3 separate regions of the Mus musculus genome follow, and regions 1 and 2 are each linked to region 3. A link is a loop called in an ENCODE intact Hi-C map of the cell type or tissue named here. Cell type or tissue: gastrocnemius. All regions are shown on one strand.

Evidence for each region. A loop is a pair of places that touch in the nucleus more often than their neighbours do. Peaks named below come from ENCODE experiments on the same cell type or tissue, not always from the same donor. Only the 100,000 strongest peaks of a DNase experiment are listed, where the experiment ranks them.
Region 1: a loop joins it to region 3, with 2.6 times the contacts of the local background. A loop is called at or near these places in 19 of 42 quality-filtered maps.
Region 2: it touches region 3 in a loop (2.3-fold over the local background); 6 of 42 quality-filtered maps call a loop at or near these places.

Annotation. Positions count from the first base shown.
Region 1 is chr15:89,125,324-89,133,323 of GRCm38, reverse strand. Hdac10 (histone deacetylase 10) reads left to right here and starts at 4,624. Exons shown (of 20, transcript NM_199198.2): 1 at 4,624-4,934; 2 at 5,005-5,139; 3 at 5,306-5,402; 4 at 5,633-5,730; 5 at 5,834-5,938; 6 at 6,106-6,174; 7 at 6,329-6,455; 8 at 6,618-6,683; 9 at 6,887-6,946; 10 at 7,023-7,112; 11 at 7,243-7,349; 12 at 7,434-7,498; 13 at 7,575-7,827; 14 at 7,928-8,000. The coding sequence starts at 4,876. Mapk12 (mitogen-activated protein kinase 12) reads left to right here. Exons shown (of 12, transcript NM_013871.3): 8 at 174-245; 9 at 344-423; 10 at 493-571; 11 at 656-829; 12 at 2,106-2,740. The coding sequence ends at 2,185. It overlaps Gm46530 (a long non-coding RNA gene), which reads right to left and starts at 4,785. Exons shown (of 2, transcript XR_001781738.2): 1 at 4,131-4,785; 2 at 185-2,258. In gastrocnemius, a CTCF peak has its summit at 4,801; DNase peaks (open chromatin) are centred at 4,610 and 4,802; H3K4me3 peaks cover 1,805 bases; H3K27ac peaks cover 2,023 bases.
Region 2 is chr15:89,085,936-89,093,935 of GRCm38, reverse strand. It overlaps Trabd (TraB domain containing), which reads right to left. Exons shown (of 10, transcript NM_026485.2): 10 at 6,861-8,000. Selenoo (selenoprotein O) reads right to left here and starts at 4,898. Exons shown (of 9, transcript NM_027905.3): 1 at 4,271-4,898; 2 at 1,029-1,232. The coding sequence starts at 4,827. In gastrocnemius, a CTCF peak has its summit at 4,608; DNase peaks (open chromatin) are centred at 4,428 and 4,888; H3K4me3 peaks cover 2,427 bases; H3K27ac peaks cover 1,988 bases.
Region 3 is chr15:89,207,064-89,215,063 of GRCm38, reverse strand. Ppp6r2 (protein phosphatase 6, regulatory subunit 2) reads right to left here and starts at 3,505. Exons shown (of 25, transcript NM_026813.2): 1 at 3,285-3,505. In gastrocnemius, CTCF peaks have their summits at 3,903 (motif pointing right) and 4,732 (motif pointing right); DNase peaks (open chromatin) are centred at 2,759, 3,562 and 4,736; H3K4me3 peaks cover 4,972 bases; H3K27ac peaks cover 5,517 bases.

The DNA of each region.
Region 1 (8,000 bases), 82 kb after region 3:
CTGGGAGGTCTGCCACCCTTCTCAATGACAGCCTCTGCTCTGTGCCTATGTGCACGTCTCCCCTTCATGTATACTTGTCTCCCACGTGTGGTCTCTTTGTGCATCCCCCTTTTCTTGGCCTTCACGGATATGAATGCCACCCTTGCATGTGGGGCACTGATGGGACTTCTCAGTGGACATTTGGTCCGTTGGCTGCATCATGGCGGAGATGATTACTGGGAAGATCCTGTTCAAAGGCAATGACCGTATCCTTCTATGTAGAGCACCCGTTGACTTCGGCCAAGATGTGGGTGCTGGGTGGGCCCCCCTCTGTCCCTGCATTGTATTCCTGACCTTGGTACAGACCTGGACCAGCTGAAGGAGATCATGAAGATCACAGGGACGCCCCCTCCTGAGTTTGTTCAGAAGCTACAGAGTGCAGAGGTCAGTGGGAGTGGGTGGTGGGCTGGACTTGGGCTTGGGGGCTGGCCTATCACCCTTTTTCCCTCACAGGCCAAGAACTACATGGAAGGCCTCCCTGAGTTAGAAAAGAAGGATTTTGCCTCTGTCCTGACCAACGCAAGCCCTCAGGGTACCGCTGGATGGGGTGAAGGTCTCAGGGTACTGGGTGAGTATGTCCCCTCCTGTGGCTTGGCCTGAATTGCTCTTCCCACAGCTGTGAATCTCCTGGAAAGGATGCTGGTGCTGGATGCGGAACAGCGGGTGACAGCAGCTGAGGCGTTAACCCATCCATACTTTGAGTCCCTTCGGGACACTGAGGATGAACCCAAGGCCCAGAAATATGACGACTCCTTTGATGATGTAGACCGCACCCTTGAGGAATGGAAGCGTGAGTGTGGGGGTTCCATACAATGTCTGGCTTTGGACCCTGTGTGCCCTGGGTGAGTGAGCCTCTGCCCCTGGGGTGCAGGTCAGATAAGAGCTTTGGGAGGTCAAAGGGCATTGTGGGGCAGTGCAACTCAACCAGGTTGACTTCTGGCTAGGGGGGAAGGCAGTGGTAAAGAGTGTCTTTTGAAGGAGCTCCGACCCACAAGGGCTGGCAGGTGATGGATGCTGAGAACTGTGGAGCAGGTGTGTGTGCTTTGTGCCCTTGGCTTACTAACTCCCTGGCCGTTCTCTCCCCAACCTCTATATTGCCTAGCATCCTCATGTCCAGACCACACTGGAGCTCTCTCTACCACTGCCGGTCCTTATGACTTTCTTCTTACACCTTTAAAATGTATCCTTACCTCTCCTTACTCCATTTAAAGACCTCTCCTGAAATAACTATATCTTATGTACTGCCCATGGAAGACAGTCTATTCCCATGCAGGCCAAAGGGCCCAGCTTTTCCCTCTCATCTCTAGCCCTAGATCCCTCCATAGCTCTGTGCCAAACCTCCAATTCTCTCTTTGAGAACTGGCCTCAGAGAACTCTCTCAGTTTGCCTACTGTCCCCTGAGCTGGGACTAGCCTCCCGTGTCCTTGCCAGACTGACAGGTCCAACCTGGGGAGCCAGGAGGTTTGAGGACAGGTCCATTGCGACATGCTATCCCTTGTCTTGTCTGCCTCAGACCCCAGGCCCTTGTTCTTGCACCCTGGTATGGGAAAGACTGGATGGGTAGAGGTTCTTGACTCATGTCCTGAAAGTCCTGGCAGGTGTTCTTCCCTTCTGTGTTGTCGTGTGCTTATGAGTTTGGTTCTGTGTGATGAAATCCTTCTGCTGCTCAACAAAATAACTCCCCTAACCACGGGCCACAAGATCCGTTCTGTGGTCTCCATCTACACACTGTGGCTGGGTGCTTTTGCTTTCACCATAGACCACAGGAGGCACACAACTGAGCCCTTGAGCAGGCTCACACACTTTCTTCTCACTTCCTTTTTTTTTTAATACAAGCCTCTCTCTCTTATTATTATTATTTTTTGAACACAACCCCCCCTTTTTTTCTTTTGAACATACACTTTCATCCCTTGTTTTCCTGGGGCAATCTAGCTTCACAGCAGTCTTCAGTGTTTTTAAGTGGATTGGCCCACTTAGGATTAGATTTAAGGCCCATGGGGTGCTGGCTTCCCCCCTTAGTTGAAAGCTGTCTAACTCTATCGTTTGCTTCTCTTCGCTTCCCGCAGGTGTGACTTACAAGGAAGTTCTCAGCTTCAAGCCTCCTAGGCAGCTAGGAGCCAGAGTTCCAAAGGAGACGGCTCTGTGACGACCTCTGGGTGGTTTGGGGGGTATCCAAAGGAGGTTGGCTCGGAGCTTCACGGCACCTTGGCTTCCCTTCTCTGGAAAAGGAATCCTGGTTAACACCCCGACAGTGCCTGGAGCTTGTATCCCAAGTCTTCCACCTGGACATGCTGTGTAGACCCTTGAATCATGAACCCTCCATCTCCAAACCTGTTCTTCGGCTTTCGAGTGCCCCAGATGACCCTGGAAGAACATCTAAGCTTTCTGTCCAAGACCCCTACCCAACATGGGACTAGCCTTTGAATTCTGGAGTTGTACATGAAATCAGTATTCGTGAAAAAGCTTCAGAGTGAGCAGAGCTTAGGAGACAAGTGCCAGACCTGAGCTCTGCTCGCTCTGGACAATGCCAAGGCCAACTCCTGAGACGGAATGAGACAGAGGTTTTGGGGACACTGACTCAGGGACATCATCTCTTCTGGAAGTGGGTGGATTCTCTTACACCCTTAGCCTGGAATTCGAACCAGCCATTTGGTGTTGCCTAAGTGGCTGGGGGCAAATAAACCCTTTTGTAGATCTCCCATTCTGGTTGTGTGGCCCCATGCCTTGAGCACCCATCAGTTCTCCAAGCTGCTCTGTGCACAAAAAGGAGCTAACCTGAGCTCTATGTCCTCCAGCTAATAGAGGTGCCAGTCCCCTGACTCTTCCCAGGCCACAGTGCTGGTGCCACTTAGTCCTTGCCAATGCTTCAAGCCACATTAGGGCTTGGCCCCTCCCTTCTTGAATGACTGTACTCTTAAGGCTCAGAGTCTGAGCAGGAGGTCTGGAGACTGATGCAAGGGAGGATGGTGGGGAAGATGATGTTAAGACCCAGATAGAGGGATGCCTCCTTCTTTCTGAGTTTGCAGCATTTGTCTTCCAATGGTCCAGACTTCTAGTGAGGAAGGTCTTAGCTCTCTACCAGCATTTCCCTGGCAGCCTCCCTGAACCCATACTGTCATCTGCAAGCCATTAGACACGAGACCACACTTGGGCTGGTTAGATGGTCCATGTTCTTCCTCATGTCCCAAGGACAGGTGCGACAGGGCAGGACATAAGGGTGAGGTCTTTCATTCCCTTCATTTGACAAGTTCTGGGCAAATACACTTTGCCCAGTCTAATCTTGTCAGAGGAGATGCCATGACCATGGCTCCACTGCCTGAATCCCCTTGTGATAACCATGGTCCAAGGCTTCAAATACTTCACCCAGTTACAGAGGTGTGGCTCAGTTCATGCCCTACCCCACAATATACATAAACCAGGGTAGTTAATTGGCTTTTAGAAGATGGAGAAGCTTTGGGCTCCTCCAAAATCCTTGCCTGAACTCCCAACTCCTGAGTATGGCAGAGGGCACCTACTTCTAACCACTCCAGGGCTCTTTGGTTTCCCCTGTACATGATAGTTGTATGTGTTCCTATCACAGACGTCAGCGGCAGCCTTGCCCCCTTCCCCTCATCATCCTGGGGGTGTGTCTTGTCCCTTCCCCCCATCTTGAGGCATCTGTAATGCCAACACTCATTTCGGAACTGGAGACAAGGCTGGACTATGGAAATGTGTGTGTGTATATATATATATATGTATATACATATATATGTATATATACATGTATGTATATATGTGTATGTATATATGTGTGTATATATCTGTGTGTGTTTATTTGTGTGTGTGTATATATATATACATATATACATACAAACATACATATATATATATATATATATATATATATATATATATATATATATATGTATAGTCTTAGCTGGTATTTGAGCTCATGTCTCCTTTGTTCCTCCTTTCCTAAGGCCCCCTTCCCTGCTTCCTCACCCTTCCTTGCTCAGAACCCTCTACCCTTCCTAGCCTCACACTGTGCTGCAGTTTTCCTGGCTGGCCTGGCGTCTTATATAACTCTTCTATTCCAGTGGCCTCTTTCTTACCTGTGGCCTTTCTGTCAGTCCCTTCTGGAAGTTCAGTGCTTTGATCCAGCCCAGGCCAGCCCCCGCAGGCACTCACATACACACCCTGCTCACTTCTCTCCTCTCCATCTTTCACCTGCGGGAGCAGGCAAATTGGTTGTGATTGACAGTTGGCATTTCTGACTCTGTGGCCTAAACTACCAGGTTAGGCTAGGAGGATGCTGGGGGCAAGAAGGAAGCATAGCTGCGGCTGTAGCTATGGATGGCCTGAGGACAGGCAGCCCTGTCTTCCTATCCATTTCAAGAAGGACACTGGAGGCGGTACTGGTCGTAGGCTCCGCGCCACACGTAGTTGTCGGTGGCACTGAAGTTGCAGCCTAAGAGAAAGAGACAATGAGAGAAAGAGAGGCAGAGAGAGAAAGACACACAGAGCGCGCGCAATCCCAGGGGAGCTCAGCCTTTTGGTCTACTCCACCCTAATCTCGCCTAGGGGCGGGCCGGAGTCTGTAAAAGAGGAAGCCGGAAGTTAGGCGTTTGGCGTCACGCTTAGTTCAGTTTCCAGCGGTTCTCTTCTGACAATCGGGCGGGCTTGAGCCCGGACCTGGGCCTGGGGTGGTTTCCTCTTGCCCAGGTCCAGCGTGCACAACCCAGTTCGTCCCGAGTGAGGATTGTTTACGTGCATAGTTAGGTGAGACCGGGCAGTGCAATTACCTGCCGGCAGAGGGCGTGTTGCGTTAGAGCGGATCAAAGTGACCACGGTGTAGCTATGGGCACAGCACTTGTGTACCACGAGGACATGACAGCCACTCGACTGCTCTGGGATGAGTAAGTGTGTCTTGACAGAAGTAGGGGGCCGGGAGGGAACCCTGAACACTGAGATCCTTGTCTGCTCCAGCCCCGAGTGCGAAATTGAGTGCCCAGAGCGCCTGACAGCTGCCCTGGATGGCCTGCGGCAGCGTGGCCTGGAAGAAAGGTGCCTGTGTTTGTCAGCTTGTGAGGCATCAGAGGAAGAGTTGGGCTTGGTGCACAGGTCAGACTATGACAGATCTGGGGACCCGAACCTTTTATAGCTCCGCTAGCATTCCCTTGGGTTCACCGTGGTGTGGGCTAAAAGGGATTACTGGGTGGGCACTCCCACCAGGAATCTCTGCTCCTTTCCTTCCTGTCCTGCTGGTGGCCCGCCTGCTGATCTGCAGCCCGGAATATATAGCCCTGGTGCAGAAGACCCAGACCCTGGATAAAGAGGAGCTCCACGCACTGTCTAAGCAGTACAATGCTGTCTACTTTCACCCGGTGCGAGCCAGCATACACGCCCATTCACCCAGATTTATGTCCATATGCCTGCCTAGGTGCATTCACACCCAAGTCTGCTCACCTGCCAGTGTCTCCTTGTTTATGCTTTATGACCGTACCCTACCATGTTTTGCTTGCCAATGCCCCAGCCCTGTCTGCTCAGCAGTGGGAAACCTGCAACCTGGGACAAGCAGGTCAGGTCCCAGGCTCAATTGCACTCTGGCTCACAGGACACCTTTCACTGTGCCCGGCTGGCAGCGGGGGCTGCACTGCAGCTGGTCGATGCTGTGCTAACAGGAGCTGTGCACAATGGGCTTGCCCTGGTGAGGTGAGAACCACCTTCCTCCCCTAGCTGTCTGTGTGTGACCCTGTGAGGGGACAGAATGACTCTGACATGCCCGGTGTTTCCTTTTTTTTTTTTTACACCCTAGGCCTCCAGGGCACCACAGTCAGAGGGCAGCTGCCAATGGATTCTGTGTGTTCAACAATGTGGCTCTAGCAGCCAAACATGCCAAGCAGAAATATGGGCTGCAGAGGTGTGTCCAAGCTTGACCTGCAAGTGTGGGGGACCCAAACTAAATAGGAAGAGGTGGAGTTGGTGGTTAAGAGGTCCCACCCAGCTCCCTCCACTCCTGGCTGAGCTCCTAGCCTAAAGGTGGAAAGGCAGCCACTTCCAGTAATCCCCAGTACTGTCCGAATTTAGGATTCTCATTGTCGACTGGGATGTCCACCATGGCCAGGGCATCCAGTATATCTTCAACGATGACCCCAGGTGAGCTGGGGTGTGGACACAGCCCTTCTCTGCCGCTCACCATTTTGGGGATAAAATTCCAGTGGTGAGACTAGGGGTCTTAAGAGTTAGGGTTCTTTGAGAAGCTGTGGAGTTGCTAAGGGACCTCACTTCTGACCTGGCCAATTGTCGACAGTGTCCTTTATTTCTCTTGGCACCGCTATGAGCATGGAAGCTTCTGGCCGTTTCTCCCAGAGTCTGATGCAGATGCAGTTGGCCAAGGGCAGGGCCAAGGTTTCACTGTCAATTTGCCCTGGAACCAGGTACCAAGTCCCCCTCCCCCCTCCGTCCAGCCTACGTCTCCTGTGAATGTCTCCTGGGGCATTCTGCAAGAGTCTCCCTGGACTTTGGATCCCAGGGGTGAAGACCGTGATGTCCTCATTTGCAGGGCTGGTCCCCTGATGCCTGCTTTGCTTTTGCTGCAGGTTGGGATGGGAAATGCCGACTATTTGGCTGCCTTTCTGCATGTGCTGCTCCCACTGGCCTTCGAGGTGACTGTGTGGTGGGTGTCCTCCTAGGCTTACCCAGAGTCCCACTGTGAAGACTGGAGAGTTGAAAGCCACTCCAGTGTATGAATGGGAGTAGGGAAGGTGTCTCAGAAAGTCTAACCTTATGTGAGTGGGTAGCACTGGGACCTCCCCTTCACCTGGGCTATTGCTCTCTTTGGTTCCTTCCCACCGGATCCTGCCTATAGTTTGATCCTGAGTTGGTGCTGGTGTCGGCTGGATTTGACTCTGCTATCGGGGACCCTGAGGTGAGAACATGGCCTGGCTTGGGAGTAATGTAAGGTTCTGGGGGCCCAGGTCCTTATCATACTTACTGTGTTTCAGGGGCAGATGCAGGCCACCCCTGAGTGCTTTGCCCATCTCACACAGCTGCTGCAGGTGCTGGCTGGTGGCCGGATTTGTGCTGTGTTGGAGGTAAGTGCCCAAGGGCCAGGGGAGGGGAGGGCACCAGATGTGAGAGTCAGTCGAGATTAGGTGTTCTGCCTGGTACGGCCACTCACACTAGTGACATCCCTCCTCTGTCCCATTTCAACGCTCTTCCTAGGGTGGCTACCACTTGGAGTCCCTAGCACAGTCAGTGTGCATGATGGTGCAGACACTGCTTGGTGACCCCACACCTCCCCTTCTTGGGCTCATGGTGCCATGTCAGAGGTTTGAAGACTGGAGAGCCAGTGGGAGGGGGGGATTGAGGCTGGAGGGGGGGAGTCAGGCTTACAACTCTACTTCTTGCCATAGTGCCCTGGAGTCCATCCAGAGTGTCCAGACAGCCCAGACCCCTTACTGGACAAGCCTCCAGCAAAGTCAGTATGGCTTGGACCTGGGTTGGTGGCTCCACTCTGAGCTTCTTTGCAGTGACTGTGACTCTGAACCGTTTAGATGTGGCCCCAGTTCTGAGTTCCAGCACCCACTCTCCTGAAGAGAGATCTCTGCGTCTGCTTGGTGAGAGCCCCACATGTGCAGTAGCAGAGGATTCACTGAGCCCCCTCCTGGACCAACTGTGCCTCCGCCCTGCACCTCCAATCTGCACAGCGGTGGCCTCGACTGTACCAGGTGCTGCTCTGTGCTTACCTCCTGGAGTGCTCCATCAAGAAGGGTCAGTCTTGAGGGAGGAGACCGAAGCCTGGGCCAGGTGAGGAGAGCGGATCTGAGGACGGGGCTGTACATGCCTTGCACCTGTGTCACTGATACAATTTTGATTTCCATGTGTCCTTCTGGCCTGCCCGTTACAGGCTTCACAAATCCCGGTTCCAGGATGAGGATCTTGCCACACTGGGGAAGATTCTGTGTCTCTTAGATGGAATC
Region 2 (8,000 bases), 120 kb after region 3:
GGCCAAGAAACAACCATGACTGTCTACTTTGCCAGCTCCAACTCCACACAGGATTGTGTGTACCCCATATACTGTGAGGACAGCCAGGGGTGGCCTACCCAGAAAGTATGTACGCGGCGTGTCAGTGCCAGTGCCAGTCAGTTGGTGTCCCACAAGGACGCCAGTCATGCATGGAGCCTTTTTACATTTTTTGTTTTTTCGAGACAGGGTTGCTCTGTGTAGCCCTGGATGTCCTGGAACTCACTTTGTAGACCAGGCTGGCCTCGAACTCAGAAATCCGCCTGCCTCTGCCTCCTGAGTGCTGGGATTAAAGGCGTGTGCCACCACTGCCTGGCTTTAAATTTTTTTATGTTTTAAAATTTTTGACACAGGGTTTCTCTATAGCCCTGGATATTCTTAAACTCAATCTGTAGACCAGGCTGGCCTCAAATTCAGAGATCTATCTCTGGCCTCTGCCTCCTGAGTGCCGGGACTAGTGGTGTGCACCACCATACCCAGCTGACATTTTTTAAAAATTGTAACTGGGTTGATGCTTGCAATTGGTGGGCAGAGGGCAGTGGTGCTGTCACCACTGTCCAAGGCACAGGATGACCTCTACTCTAAAGCCAGCTAAGTCAGGGGAATGGGCCTCTACAGTGCAGCAGTTACCATCTTTGGCCCCTTTCCATCCTCGCTGAGGCCAGAAAAAGCCAGAGGCCAGCAGGGGCCATGTGTGCTGAGTGCTGATGACTGACTAGCCTGGGTACAATAATATGGAGAATCCTAAGATCACACCAGCCACCTCCTTGTTCACACAGCCCCTGCCGGCTGGACACCAAGCTCAGGTGAAGGCAAGACAGGCATCTGCAGAAAGGACTGGACTAATGAGTCAGGCACTGCATTGAGAAGCATCTGGGGCTGAGTCCTGACCACAGCCGGGAGCTCTTGCTTGTTCAGGAGCCGGGTCAACATCCTGGCTGCATAAGCATGGATCGCGTATGCTCTAGGAGCAAATGCATGTAGATAGGCCTAATGGACCCCAGCATTACCTTATGAAAGTGGGAGCTATACGCAACACAACCGTGCACTTTTCATATTTTGGATTACCATCATAGAACACGTCTCGCATCACTGTAGACTCAGACGTGACGCAGGCCCCGGCCCTCGTGGTGGGGATTCCCAGGTGAAACATGGCTTCGCTGCACAGGAACTCACGGATGCTTGACCGCAGGACTTTGCGACCATCGGCTTGTCTGAAATCAAACACAGGCCAAGGAGCCGGTCAGGCGGAGGTTATTCTGAACCAAGCTTCCCAAGAGCTTTGGGGTAGCCGTCATATGACTAAAGCTAGGTGAAGAGAGACCTCCCCTGTCCCCCCTCAATGCCCCCCCAGCCACCTTCAAGGCTGCAGTTTTGTCCTCACAGGTGTTACAAAAACATCCCTACAGTAATTAATGCATACTACCCACCAGCACTGCCCGTTGTCATGGGAAACAGAAAACTGCAGCTACAGAGGCCCAAGCTCATGAGTAAGCTGTTAGCGGTTCTCACAGGACTCAGCCTGTGCCAGTCCCTGAGGGGAGCATAGTGAGGAGTGCTGTGACACGCAGTTGCTGACATGCTGCACATCTCACACCCCTAAAGGAAACAAAACTACACAGCCACGTGCCTGTGTCTGGCTGGCGGACTCAGTAGGGTCTGAGCCACCAGTCACAGGGACCTAGAGAACAAAATGAGACAAGAAAGCTACAGTTTATGGGTAGTTTTTGTACTTGGACTCTTCCTATACACTGGGCCTGTTTTGTTTTTAGCAGAATATAGTACAGTACTGGATGCCCAGCACAGTGGCTACCTGGGCAGGCTGCATCGACAGCCCCTCCTTGCCGGAGTAATGTCTTAGGTTCCTAAACCAATAGAGGACCTTGCCTGGAACGGACCAAACTGATCAAACATGCTGTTTATATATGGCCCGGTAATCTCAGTGCATGGAAGACAGAAGGGTCAAAAGCTGAAGACCCAGCTTGGTGTGGAGGCATGTGTGCTCAATTCCAGCACTTGGGAGGCAGAGGTAGATGGATCTCTGCAAGTTCAAGGACAACTACGGTTTTGAAGTAAGACCCTGTCTCAAAAAAAGCACAACATAGTCTATGCTAACCTGGTTGGAGTCTAGTTAAGAGCAGAAGCCACTCACCCATCTCAGGGCTCTAGAAGCCCCGACCCGACAGCCACCTCCAACCTTAGCCTCAAGTCTTGGCAGTGTTGAGATGAGAAACCCTGACACACAAGGATGAGACCTAAGCAAGGGTCAAAGGGATCCCTGACTTCATGGAAACAGCTGACCTCAGGTGTGGAAATACCAACTATAAGTAAATCAAGTATGAAAAGCACCACTTGGGCTGGAGAAGATGGCTCAGCGGTTAAGAGCACTGGCCGGGTTCAATTTCCAGCACCCTCATGGTAGCTCACAACTACAACTCCAGTTCCAGGGGATCTGACATCCTCACACAGACACACATGCAGGCAACTCACTGATGCATAGGAAATGTTTTTTAAAAAGCACCTTTCATGGCTGGATATGTGGTGCAGTAGTAGTCTAGGACACATGAGACTCTGGATTTGATTCTTAGCATCAAGATATTTAAATATAAGGAAGCCTTTCTGCCGGGCAGTGGTGGTGCATGCCTTTAATCCCAGCATTTGGGAGGTAGAGGTAGGCAGATTTCTGAGTTCGAGGCCAGCCTGGTCTACAGAGTGAGTTCCAAGACAGCCAGGACTATACAGAGAAACCCTGTACAAAAAAAAAAAAAAAAAAAAAAAAAAAAAAAAAAAAATTCAATATCAAATTATCCTGACACCAAGGGTCTACACACCTTTGGTAACTGGTGAACATAAATTATCAAAATGCAAAGTTCAAAGCTGCTCACAAAATGAAGAGCTGAGGAGCCCTGGAATATACATCTGCCGTATATTTCCAAGAGCCTCTGAGAAGGTTGGTCCAGTGAGCAGCAGGGTGCCAGCGAGACCATAAATCTGGCTTGGGGGTGGAAAGATGAGGAAGAAACCACTATGTTGAGAGATGAAGACAGCTTGGCATTGGGGGATGGTTGGCATGTTAGTGACTGGTGGAAGAAAGGATGAGAAGCAGATGTAGTGAGAAACCGTAAAAGCCCAATTTCCTGTTTCTTAGTCATCTAACAAGCATCTAACCTAAATAAATCATATAGCGAAAAACAGGAGCAGAGCCCCTAAGACCTGTCTGTACCTGGGTGGCAGGACTTAATTAAGAAGAGCTCCTTGGGCTGGAGATGTGGCCCAGCACTGGCTGCTCTTCCAGAGGTCCTGAGTTCAATTCCCAGCAACCATCTGTATGGCTCACAACCATCTATAACGGGATCTGATGCCCCCCTTCTGGTTTTTCTTTTTAAAGAGTTCCTTGGGGCTAGAGAGATGGCTCAGTGGTTAAGAGCACTGACTACTCTTCCATAGAACCCAGGTTCAATTCCCAGCACCCACATGGCAGCTCACAATTGTAACTCCTGTTCCAGGGGTTCAACTCTCACACATGCAGGCAAAACACCACTGTACAAAAAAAGGGGGGGGGGGAGGAGGAGGAGGAGGAAGAAGAGTTGTTCCTTTGGGCCTGTATGGTTTTGGATCCACGACTGTATTGGACACTTGTGGTACTCTCCATTGGAAAACAAGAACTATCCACTCGTGTGTGTGGGTGGGTGGGTGCATGTGTGCGCGCGCACGATTAGAACTGACAGGCTTGGGAGAATGGTCACAGAGAAGGTGGGTATAAGAACGGATTGTGCCCACAGTCCCTAGACAGTGCGTAGAGTCTGCTAGAGGCTGGGCAAGTTGAGGAAGCATACTGTTTAAGTATGGTTCCAGATAATAGGTCTGGATACCAGCCCAATGCATTGCTTCTGAAAACTAGACTCTGGGCAAGATGTTCAGCAAACAGTATCATTCGGGGAACTGGTTCCAAAGTCCGCGTTGTGTTTCTGAAAACACATCGGACAGCCATTAGAGGTGTGTCCCCTCCACCTGACAGAATTGGCAGATGGAGAGAGATCTCTCTGAGTGTCAGCCAGAGAGTAAGCCCGTTCTTGCCACTCGGCCCTTCCCTGCCAGTTTCTTTGTCTTCCTCCACCTAGGTCCTAACCATTCATGGAGTTTGGACGTAGGGCTGTCCCTACCCGGGCGAAAGCGCCACTGGGCACCTTCCCTTTTCACCCACGCGCGCAGAAGGGTGTCGCCTCCGGGAAGTTCTCCGGGAGTTCCGCACCTGGAGAAGGGCGTGGGGCCGGCGCCTTTGAGCTGCAGCTCCCAGCGCTCGCCGGCCGCTGTGCACACCTCGCCCAGGTACATGGCGGCACCGTCGCCCAACTGCCCAGCGAACTGACCGAACTGGTGTCCACAGTAGCAGTGCGCGGCGGGCTCGGTGCCCGGCAGCAGCGCATTGCCGCTGAAGAAGAGCGCAGCTTCGGCCTCGACCTCGGCCTCCTCGCTGGCCTCGAGCCCCAGCAAGGCCAGCGCGGGCTCTGACAGCGCCACCAGGCGCGGCCGCCGTAGCGGGGCCGGCCGCGCACGGCTGAAGCAGGCTCCGGGCACCGGCCGCGGGGTGGCCAGGGAGTCCTCCGGCCCAGGCGGCGGCGTCTCCACCGGCAGCTCACGCAGGGCGCGGTTGTCAAAGCGCAGCCCTGCCAGCCAACGCGGCGTGGGCTCCATAGCTGCAGCCCAGGCGGACCGGGGCGCGGACGACGGAAGCGCGAGACCGACGCACCGTGGCCGGGTTCGGGCAACCGCGAGCGAGGCCCCGACCGCGGCCCTGACAGAGGCCATTCGCCGCCTCGCCGGAAGCCTGCTCGCCCCGACCGGAAGTTTTCCCCCACCCAGTTAGGGGCTGGTGGGAGGCACGCCCAGAAGCTTGGTTCTGATTGGTCGCCTCTCGTTTGTCCACTTCCAGGCTACGAGCCGTCGCAGAGGGTGGACCTAAGATGCTGTTTAACTTCTGGCACCTGTGCACCAGGCCAGCCGAGGTCCGAAGCTCCCACCCAGGTGACATATGCCAGACTGGACTACTCCAAGTGTGCCTACAGGCTGAGTGATGTCCCTAAAAAACTACCAGGCCCCCTCACCCCTTAACTAGAGGTGAAGCCAAGGCCATTCCCTGGGTGCTGTGGGTTTGAGTGGTACTGTCCATCACATGCATAGAAACAGACATGGAATCTTTTGACTGTTTTATTCAGACAGCTAACAATCTAAGACAGTAGTTTAGCATCCTAAAGATGTGTCTTTCATCTCCTCTTTATCCAGCCGATTATATAGGTAAGTAAACAAAGCCAGGCAGTCATTTCAAAGTTTACTCTCGCCTCTCTGGTCAATCTTGTCTTAGATTTATGGTGCTGATGCTTTGCTCTCCATCATCTCCTCTCTGTAGCAGGGTTTGCAAACACTAAGAACCCGAGTCCTGCATCAGCTGTTTATATGACACTATTAACGTGTGTGTGTGTGTGTGTGTGTGTAGATCCCTTTTTAAAATAAAGTACAAATATGTTTTTATAATGTGGAATATGCAGTGCCCTGCCACTAGGACAATTTTTCCTCATCTGTTCTGTCCAGAGAAGGGCCAGAAGTCCTGGTAATATTCTTGGGATCCATGGGCTAGGTGGGAATTGGCCACCCAAGATTTGCTACAGGAATAATTTGGCTGGGCAATGGTTCCAGCTGGGATTCTGAGCCTATCTGAAACCTGGCTCTGCATGCATGCTAGGTCCTCTGTCCCCAAGTCCTTCCCTATTGGTGCCTCAAGTTGTATTTCCCTTGTACACAGCATCTCTCCCTGAAGTGATAGCATTTCCTTCTCTCTCCATTCTGTGCCTGTCACTTGCAATCTAGGTGGCTATGGATCTTGGTGGTGGAGAGGTAGGCAGCATCCAGTGCTCAGGAAAACCTGTTAGTTTCAAACAGGAGACTCTGAGCACAAATGCACGCATTCCTTCCTGGCAGTCTTTCTCCTTTTCAGCCTTTCTTCAGTTCTACACCTCAAGAATTCATCTCTGGAAATTTTCCTAGGGCCATAGTGGGCTTCTAAAACTACAATGAGGCCAGATGTGGTGGCACATGCCTTTGATCCCAGCACTTGGGAGGCAGAGGCAGGTGGATCTGAGTTCACGGCCAGCCTGGTCTACAGAGCGAGTTCCAGGACAGCCAGGGCTACACAGAGAAACCTTCTCAACAAAACAAAAACTGAACAAACAAGAAAATCCACTCCCCCCCTCCCCCCACACACAGAAAAACAAAAATCCTGCAATGAACCCAAATGTGGCCCTGGAGCTGTTCGATCACTGTCAAATCCCCTCTCCCTCTGCATGGGCGGTGAGAAGGTGGGTAGGTGTTGTTTTCTGTGACAGAGCCTGTAGTATCTTAGCCTTGGCCAGAGCATGTGTTCTTCCTGCTGCCACTAACACAGACGTCACTGACTACCCTCAGGGTCTGCCTTGCTCTGGCCTGGCAATGATATACAACTCTTTCAGCCTCAATGCTCCTAACACAGGCAAGAACAACCTACCTTAAGGATCTTCTGATCCACTCCTACATTCCTCCCCCTCTCCCACTGCCAGGCAGTAAAGTGTGAACCAGAGGGTGTACAGGTGCTGAGCACATGTAAGGCTCATCTTGGCTGGCACACAGATAACCTTGCTAGGCACTAGTGAGCACCAGGGTCCAGCCTCTATACTTTGCTAAGGTGGGTAGTATGTCCCCTGGCATGCAGGAGTACCCCCAGCATCCTGCAGACCTGGGGACAGATGACAAAAGAGGAAGCCAGTGCCCCATCGCCTGAGTCCCATTTCCATACACTTCACAAAGCGGGAGCTTCCAAAATTAAAATTTATTTCTTTCTAGGGAATGAGTCCACAAGTGTGAGACAGAGTACACAGCCAGCCAGCCCTGTGTCCCCACCCAGCTCCGTGTCTCACCTGATTTGGCAGCCAACACAAGGACAATCAATGTGGTCTAGGTCTTGCCAGGCTGTGCCATATACTAGGAGCCACAGCCTGTACACATGAATGGCTGGCTGCACACAAACCAGCCGTGGCCCATAGTGGGTGCCTACTGCCCTCAGTGCAGTTTGGGCCTCTCACCTAATGCACAGCAATCAGGCTAAGGTCCTACCAACACCAAGGGCAGCCTTGCAGGCTCATATCTGAGGCAGCCCCACGCCACTCTGAGCTGTAGTGGTGTCTAGCAGGGGCTGGCCTGGACCCCCAAGCCGACTCTGACACACACTGCCCACTCAGGGCACACAAACACAAATAAAAAGATGACTTCTTTGTCCTCACTGGATTTAAGGCTTGTATTTCCTGATATTTGCTTCAGTTTGTTTTCTCTTTGACGTCAAAATTACCTGAGTAAAAAACTTTTTGACATTAAAAAACAAAAACAAAAACAGAAAACAAAACCCCACAAAACCAGACTCTCTGCAGGCAGAGATGCAGCTGGCAATGCCACATGCATGTCCAGGCCAGGCCAGGCCCCACACACCCAGGAGGGAGGTGCATGGCCACTCAGCCCCAAACCCACAGTGAGATGCACTCAGGCCCAGATGCTCCTGCCGGCCAGAGCACAAGGCACAGTGAGGTAGGTAGAGCAACAGCTTGCCAAACCCACCTGGGGTTAAGGGTGGGGTGTCTCAGTGCCTCCCCCTCAGTTTCTGGTCCTTTTGGAACTAGGCCGCTGGGTCCTGACACTGCGGTTGGCCCTGATGCCCATAGGTGGCCCCACAGTGTGTGTGTGGGCTGCTGGGAAGCCTGGGCTCAGACAGTTAAATATTCTTTATTTGGGTGGGCTGGGCATTGGGAAGGCAGGGAAAGCCTGGCCTAGGCCCCCATAGGGGGTGGCTTGGATGCATCTGTCCCCAGGGACATCCCCAGACGGGCGGCGCCAGCTCCTCGTGAGCACCCCACTCGGCGCAGAGCAGAGCCCCCAGGTGCAGTCTCTTCCTTGCACGGTCC
Region 3 (8,000 bases):
GTTCCAGGTCAGCCTATAATACATGAGATCCTGGTTTTTTTTTTTTTTTTAAAAAAGAGGGACTGAGATGTAGCTCAGTTAGTAGAATGCTTAATAGCATGCATGAAACCCTGGGTTTAATCCCAAACATTATATAAATTAGTCATGGTGGTACACCCTGTAATCCAGGCACTTGGGAAACAGAGGAAGGGGAACAGAAGTTTACAGTAACCCTCAATCTATAAAGTAATATTTGAGATCAGACTGGGTAAAATTAGATCCTGTCTCAAAAAAGTAAACAAGTAAAGAGTTGAAAGAAGAGCAATTTCATGGCTACATCATTGTGAAGATTACACAAGATGATACAGGTAAGACACTTAAAAAGTGTTTGGGCCTGCCAAGCATGGTAGGACTGGGACCAGTCATTATTGTTATTAGTTTAAATATTTTAAACAGCACCCTTTCCATAAGGAGAAAGAGAGAGGAGGGATGCAGAGCCAAACTGCCGTAAGTACAAATTCTGGCTCTCTTACATCAGTCTCTTTATCTCTCAAACAGGGAAATTATAGCTCCTATAGTCTATGGTTACCTTAAGGATTAGATGAGAAATTCCCATATAAATTAAATACAGAGCTGGGCATGGTGGTGCATGCCTTGAATCCTAGCACTTGTGGGGCAGAGGTAGGGAGATCTCTGCTAGCTCTAGGCCAGTCTGGTCTATATAGCAAGTTCCAGAACAGCTGAGGCTACAGAGAGAGACCTTGTCTCCAAATAAATAAATGAATCAATCAATACTAAATGCAATGGCACACAAGAAATACTCAGCACATTTATCATGTGCACTAAGTAAAGAGCTATTCCCAACGCTTTAAATATTATCTCCCTGCTCAAAATTGTATGTTCAGCCTAACCTCTCCTGTTTCACATCTGTCGGTTAGATACATTCTCCCTAATGGCCCCTGGGCTTCTTAGAAGTTTCCCACTAGTCTCAGCCGAAGGAAAACCTTGCTTGCTCTCTCTAACATGTAACCATTCCCTCATATCTATCACTGCCTCAACCCAGCTTCTCCATTTAATTAGACGATGCTACTACCCAGCCATTTCACTTCTACCGAGAAGTCTGGGACTCTCTCTGAGCTCTCTCACTCTCTCATACCCCTCTTCAATTGTTACTTACGGCTCTAAGAAGCTTCAACAGCTTTTCCTCCAAAATACCTCCCTAAATTAACTACTGAGGTTTGAACCACAACACCCCCTCCTATCCAGATAGTCATAATGCCCCACAACTCAATCTCCAGCCTAGAACCACCCCCCTCACCCCCCACCCCCCTCAAGCTGTAAGGCTGACTAGAAGACAAACATTCTCAGCCAACCTAGACACACCAATATTATCTAGTTCCTGCAAGAGATCTGGGCCCTTTCCATCTCCTCCCGATGTCCGTGTTGAAAGGCTCTGGCCTGCTCTCCCACCCTCCTCCTTAAAGCTAATTTCTTACTGGGCAATGGTAGCATACTTTAATCCCATCAGTTGGGAGGCAGAGGCCAGGTGGATCTCTGTGAGTCTGAGGCCAGCCTGGTCTAGGTCTACAGAGCTAGTTCTAGGACAGCCAGGACTACGCAAAGAAACCCTGTCTAGAAAAAAAACAAACAAAAGATAGCCTCTTTTTTTTTTTTTTTTTTTTTTTTTGTTTGTTTGTTTGTTTGTTTTTCGAGACAGGGTTTCTCTGTATAGCTCTGGCTGTCCTGGAACTCACTTTGTAGACCAGGCTGGCCTCGAACTCAGAAATCCGCCTGCCTCTGCCTCCCAAGTGCTGGGATTAAAGGCGTGCGCCACCACTGCCCGGCGATAGCCTCTTTTTTGCCTCCAAGAGCTTATTTAGCTCACATGAGAACCAGAGAGGTCAAAGGGCTGACCCAGAACATAAGAACATCAAGAGATGAACACATCAGACTTGGTTGGGAAAACTTTTAATCCCAGGCAAAGGTAGGCAAATCTCTGAGTTTCAGTCCAGCTTGCTCTACATAGATAGCCAAGACTCCATAGCAAGACCCTGTCTCAGAAAAACAGAAAGGGAGAGAGGCGTGAAGAGATAAGAATGAGGACTGAAGCTGGGTGACAGTAGCCCTCGCCTTTGATACCAGCACTAGGGAGGCAGAGGCAGGCGGATCTCTATGGAGTTTAAGGCCAGAGTTCCAGGACATCTATGGCTACACAGTAAAACAGTCCCGGAAAGGGGGGGGGGGGGATAGGGAATGGAATGAGATGGTAAGAAGCCAGCAAGCAGCATTGTCAGGTAGGACACAGATGAAGGTGTCAGTGAAAACCTGAAAACCTGTCTGGAATAAGGCCTAGGGACATGGTTGAGGATGGTGACAAATTGCGGGGAGGGGCTACAGCAGAAAGCGAGAATTGGGGAAAGTGACTGGACTGAGAGCTGATAGCGAACAGCAAGAGCTCCGTAATAGATTGGAAACAGCCTTCACTAAGTGAGTAGTCAGCTGTGAGGATACAAAGTAGCAGGTGAAGAAGTTCCAGAAAGAAGAGGCGCATGGGAGAAGCAAAAGATGATGGGGGGGGGGGGGGAGTGGGAGAAAGACAGTGGGTGATGATGACAACTGGGGAACGACCCGGAAGAGGAATGGGATGGAAATAAAGGACAATAACAAAGCGAGCGCTTGGCAGTGGGCACTGGTAGGAGGAGATGAGCGAGCGGGGAGGGAACGCTTGATAGGTGGAAAGGTCACCACCAGCGGGGCCCCTGATGAGGAGGGTGGAAAAAAAAAAAAAACCCAAAGATGAGATAGGGAACACTGACAACTCCCCAGGCCCTGTATCCAAGGTCCGCCCCACCTCTACAGCCACCGACAGAGGTGAGGGACCTTGATAGGAGCAGAGGTGGACAACTGGGAGGGAGAGAACCAGGCGGCCACTAAGAGGCTGAGACTAATTCTGAGAGTGGGGAAAAACTGACCACTGACAGGCCAGGAGCTGGGATAGTAGCTAAAAGGGATGTTGACTGTCAAGAAGGGTGAGCGCTGAGGGAAGGGAAGGGATGGATGGATGGATGGATGGATGGATGAATGAATGACGGCAGTGGAGAGTGCTGGCTGACCGGGAAGCAGACTGATGGAGGCGCTGACCCCCTGACGAAGCGCAGGGTGACAAAGGCGCTGCTCTACTGACAGGGCGCTGACCGCACAAGCTGAGTGACAGCAGGACGCTGACGGCCCGAAGGCGGTGGGGGGTGGGGGTGTCCCTCCTGTCCCCGGGCCGCAGGAAGCGGTGGGCGCGCGGCCGCACTCACCTGCCCAGCAGGCTGGGGGTCGCAGCGACTCCTCCTCCGAGGGAGGCCCAAGCGAGGCCAGGACGCTCGCAGAGGTGAAGTGCGGACGGCCTGGAGCGGGCCGCACGCACATGGGCCCGACCCCGCGGCGCGGCGCCTTCGGACTCGGGCGCAGCCGGCGGGAGGCTCGGGACCCGCTCGGGACCGGCTCGGGGCCGCGGGCGAGATCGCTCCAAAATGGCGGCGGCGGCGGCGGGGGCGCGCGCGAGCGAGCGAGCGGGCCGGCGGGCGAGCGCGCGGACGGGGGAGGGGCGGGGGCGCGCCCCGGGGGCGGGGCCACCGGAGGAGGCACAGAGTGGCGGCCGCGGTCCAGGGTCTGTCTGGTGGAGTCGCGCTGGGGGAACGTCCTGAGGCGTCCCCGTGATCGAGCTGGCTGTGCTAAATAAATCCTCTGGGCACCTTCAAGTCCCCAGAGCGGTGCGCGCGCTCGTCTCCGCTACGTCCTGTTTCTGAACTGGACTGTCCGCTGATCTACTTGGTTTGTTTGTTTTTTTGGTTTTTTTTTTCCTTATTTATTTATTTATTTAATGTAAGTACACTGTAGCTGTCTTCAGATGCACCAGAAGAGGGCATCAGATTTCACTGCGGATGGCTGTGAGCCATCATGTGGTGGCTGGGATTTGAACTCAGGACCTTTGGAAGAGCAGTCAGTGCTCTTAACCGCTGAGCTAGCCCTTTTTACCTTTTTTTTTTTTTTTTTTTTTTTTTTTGGTTTTTCGAGATAGGGTTTCTCAGTGTAACAGAGCCCTGGCTGTCCCGGACTTGCTTTGTACACCAGGCTGGCCTCGAACTCACAAGAGATTCTCCTGTCTCTCTGCCTCTGCCTCTGTGTTGAGATCAAAGCCGTTTTGTTTTGTTTTGTTTTGTTGTTTAGTTTCGTTTTGTTTTGTTTTTTTTTTTTCTTTTCTTGGATACCGATCCTTGTTGTCCAGGGCTTGTGTACGTCACATACGTGGCCATCTAACATGGGTTGAAATGAGTTCAAATTAAATTAATCTCTAAAATGAGACTGATTTCCGGTGGCAGTGTGAGCCATGGGAAAATATCAAAAAAAAAAAAAAAGAAACATGTAAGGAATGTGTCAACACATGCTAGCTATGAACTCACTCACTCTCAGTGGCAAGTTCACTACCGCTGTGCGAAAGTATAAGCCGGCGTGGGTGGTTGCACTTGGGAGACCAAAGCAGGAGGAGTTTCAGGCAAGCAAAACATACTGGCGCACATCTTTAATACCAGAGGCAGGGGGGATCTCTGCCAGTTCGAGACTCGCCTACTCTACTCTACTCAGCGAGTTCCGGGTCAGCTAGGACTACAGAGTGTAAAAATGTCTAAGGGGGAGACATTTCTGGGCCCTTCCAAGATTTTTTTTTTCTTTGAAGTGGTGCTGCTGTGTTTCCCCCTTTTCTCAGCAGAGGGCGCCAAAGAGACACTGTTGGAGGAAAGGAAATCGATTTTTTTTGTTTTGTTTTCTTCCCCGGTTTGGAAAGCAAAATTGGAGGCGCCTGGGTTCGCGGTGTGGTCTCTTGCAGCACAGCTTTTCCCAGGCCATCCTGACTGAAGTGATACCCTGAATACAGAAGCCGAATGTGCTGCAGAACTGGGGCTTGTGCGGAGATACCAAACACAGGGGATGACCCACTAGTCCCATTACCGCAACAGCGAGCAGGTGCAAGCCTGGCCCTGACCTTTACACTATTTTTAAGTCCAGGCCAGAGTTCACGTATCAGAAGCAGCTCTGAGCACCCTCTTCCCAGACACACACACACACACACACACACACACACACACACACACACCACCATTTTTTGTGGGTACTGGTCTGACATATAAACTGAGGAAACAGAACCGATGAACTGAATCTCCATCCTTTAGCTCCCCCCCACACACACACACACTTTTTTTTCTTTCTTTCTTTTTTTTAAAAGATTTATTTATTATTATATGTAGCTGGCTTCAGATGCACCAGAAGAGGGTGTCAGATCTCCTTACAGGAGGTTGTGAGCCACCATGTGGTTGCTGGGATTTGAACTCAGGACCTTTGCAAGAGCAGTCAGTGCTCTTACCCGCTGACCCATCTCGCCAGCCTTTCTTTCTTTCTTTCTTTTTTCTTAATTTTGAGCTGGGCATTTAGTCCCAACATTTGGGAGATTGAGGCAGGAGAATCGGTAGTTTAAGATTAGCTTTGGCCACTTACTGAGTTCAAGGGCAGCCTGGGCTATTGAGACCTGTTTTTTTTTGGGGGGGTTTTTTTTTTTTTTGGTTTTTTGTTTTTTTTGGTTTTTTGTTTTTTGTTTTTTGTTTTTTGTTTTTTTTTTTTTTTGGTTTTTCAAGACAGGGATTCTCTTTATAGCTCTGGCTGTCCTGGAGCTCACTTTGTAGACCAGGCTGGCCTCGAACTCAGAAATCTGCCTGCCTCTGCCTCCCGAGTGCTGGGATTAAAGGCGTGCGCCACCACGCCCGGCTAGACCTGTCTTAAAAGACCTTTTGTTTGTCTGTTTTGAGGGCATAAGATTTTGATAAGTTGTGCAAACTGGCCTTGAACCTGTGGCCTTGCCCTACTCTTTTCACACCCACACTGAGTTCATCAGCAAATCTCTTGTTCTTCTTGTCTGTATCTAACCTGTAAGACCAGTTTCTCTCCTGTGGCTGTAAACAGTGTAGACTGGCCCCCTACTTTTATCCTGGACAACTTGCTGCAGGCCCTTCAGCACGGTGTTCAAAGGGATCCAATTAAAATAAGTCAGATCACATCTCTGACCTCAGGGGCTTGCTGTCTCACCCAAGATGAAAGCAAGAATCCTTGGTGCTGCCCACAAAGTTGTTTGTGATGTGATCTCACTTTATCTGCTTATATTATTTCACTTAAGTCCTGATAACCTCCTGCCCCAGGTCAGCTGCTCAAGTGGCCTCTGTATCTTTTCAGGCATCTCCCCCTTTATTGCTATGCTTGCTAACTTGTCTCATAGATACTTAATCATTGCGGCTGCCTCCTCCTCCTCCTCCTCCTCTCCCTCCCCTTTCCCCTTTCCGTTCCTCCTCCCCCTTCTCCACTGAGGGCTTCCCTGGCTGCTCTATTCCAAGCCTCAGGCTTACATCATACCAGGTTATAGCCTTGTCTCTCATTTGGTCTTTCCTCCTTCCCAATGGTATCACAACCCAAAAAGGAGACCTGAAACCACACAATGATTTCAATGGAGAGAGTTTGATATGAAAATTATCAATTACAAGAATATTCTGGCCGGGCGTGGTGGCACACGCCTTTAATCCCAGCACTTGGGAGGCAGAGGCAGGCCGATTTCTGAGTTCCAGGCCAGCCTGGTCTACAGAATGAGTTCCAGGACAGCCAGGGCTATACAGAGAAACCCTGTCTCGGAAAAAAAAAAAAATTCTGAAGAACTAAAACGATATTCAAGAGGGGGCGGGGGGGGGGGGGGGGAATCTAGGAAGGTACTTTCTTCTCCCAACGGGAGTTCATTCTTTCTTGGAGAAGTTTGACTGCATCCTAGTTGAAGACAGAGACATTCCCTGGGCTGTCCTGAGTTATTCTGGTTAGAACAGCTAGCATTAAAATGGTGACACCATCATCCAACGGCTTGTACTTTTTAAAAGAGGGGGAGATGAAGAGTATGCATAAATACATAACAAATAATGAAGGATATGCAAAGCTACTACATTCCTTGCTTCTGTGATTAGTGATAATACCCGTGATACATAATCAGCATGTGTTATAGTTAATCATTTACGATGTACACAAAACACCTAGCACAAAGGTAAGTATTAAAGGATCAAAGAGTGAACTTTTTGCTAAGAAAATGGAGCAAAAAATTGTTCGCCAATAAAATGGAGACAGCAAAGCTGTCATACAAAATTAGTGCCACCTCAGAGCACTGTCAGAACAGGCCTAGTAGTGGCCTGAGTTGTCCTTCCCTCAAGAGACTCCAGGTTTCTGTTCCGAGAAAGACCCAGGCACCGAATCTCCAGAAAGGATGAATGCAGGCAGAACTACATTGCATACACATAATCGAATTGCTATGGGCCAAAGACAGAAAGATAAAAGTAGCAAGAAAAAAAAATGACTCACCAACATTAAGCAGAAGCAACCATAAAGTTTATAGCTAAGGACTCATACAAGACCACAAAAGTGATAAAATTACAGAGTGTGAAGGAAAACTAAAACCTGTTAGTGAAGGAACTCTACGGCAGAGATAGGCTGAGCTCTGTGGGTTAAAGGCCAGCCTGGTCTGCAGAGTGAGTTACAGGACAGCCAGGGGTACACAGGGAAGCCCTGTCTCAAAGAAGGAGGAGGAGGAGGAGGAGGAGGAGGAGGAGGAGGAGGAGGAGGAGGAGGAGGAAGAAAAGAAGGAAGACTGGGGAAATAGCTTAGTCAGTACAGTGATTACTGGATAAGTACGAGGACCTGGGTTCGATACCAAAAACCCACATAAAAAGCCAGTGGTGGCCGGTCGTGGTAGCGCACACCTTTAATCCCAGCACTTGGGAGGCAGAGGCAGGTAGATTTCTGAGTTCGGGGCCAGCCTGGTCTACAGAGTGAATTCCAGGACAGCCAGAGCTATACAGAGAAACCCTGTCTTGAAAAACAAAAACAAACCAACCAAACAAACAAACACAAGCCAGTGGTGGTGGTGCACACCTTTATTCTCAGCATTCTGGAGGAAA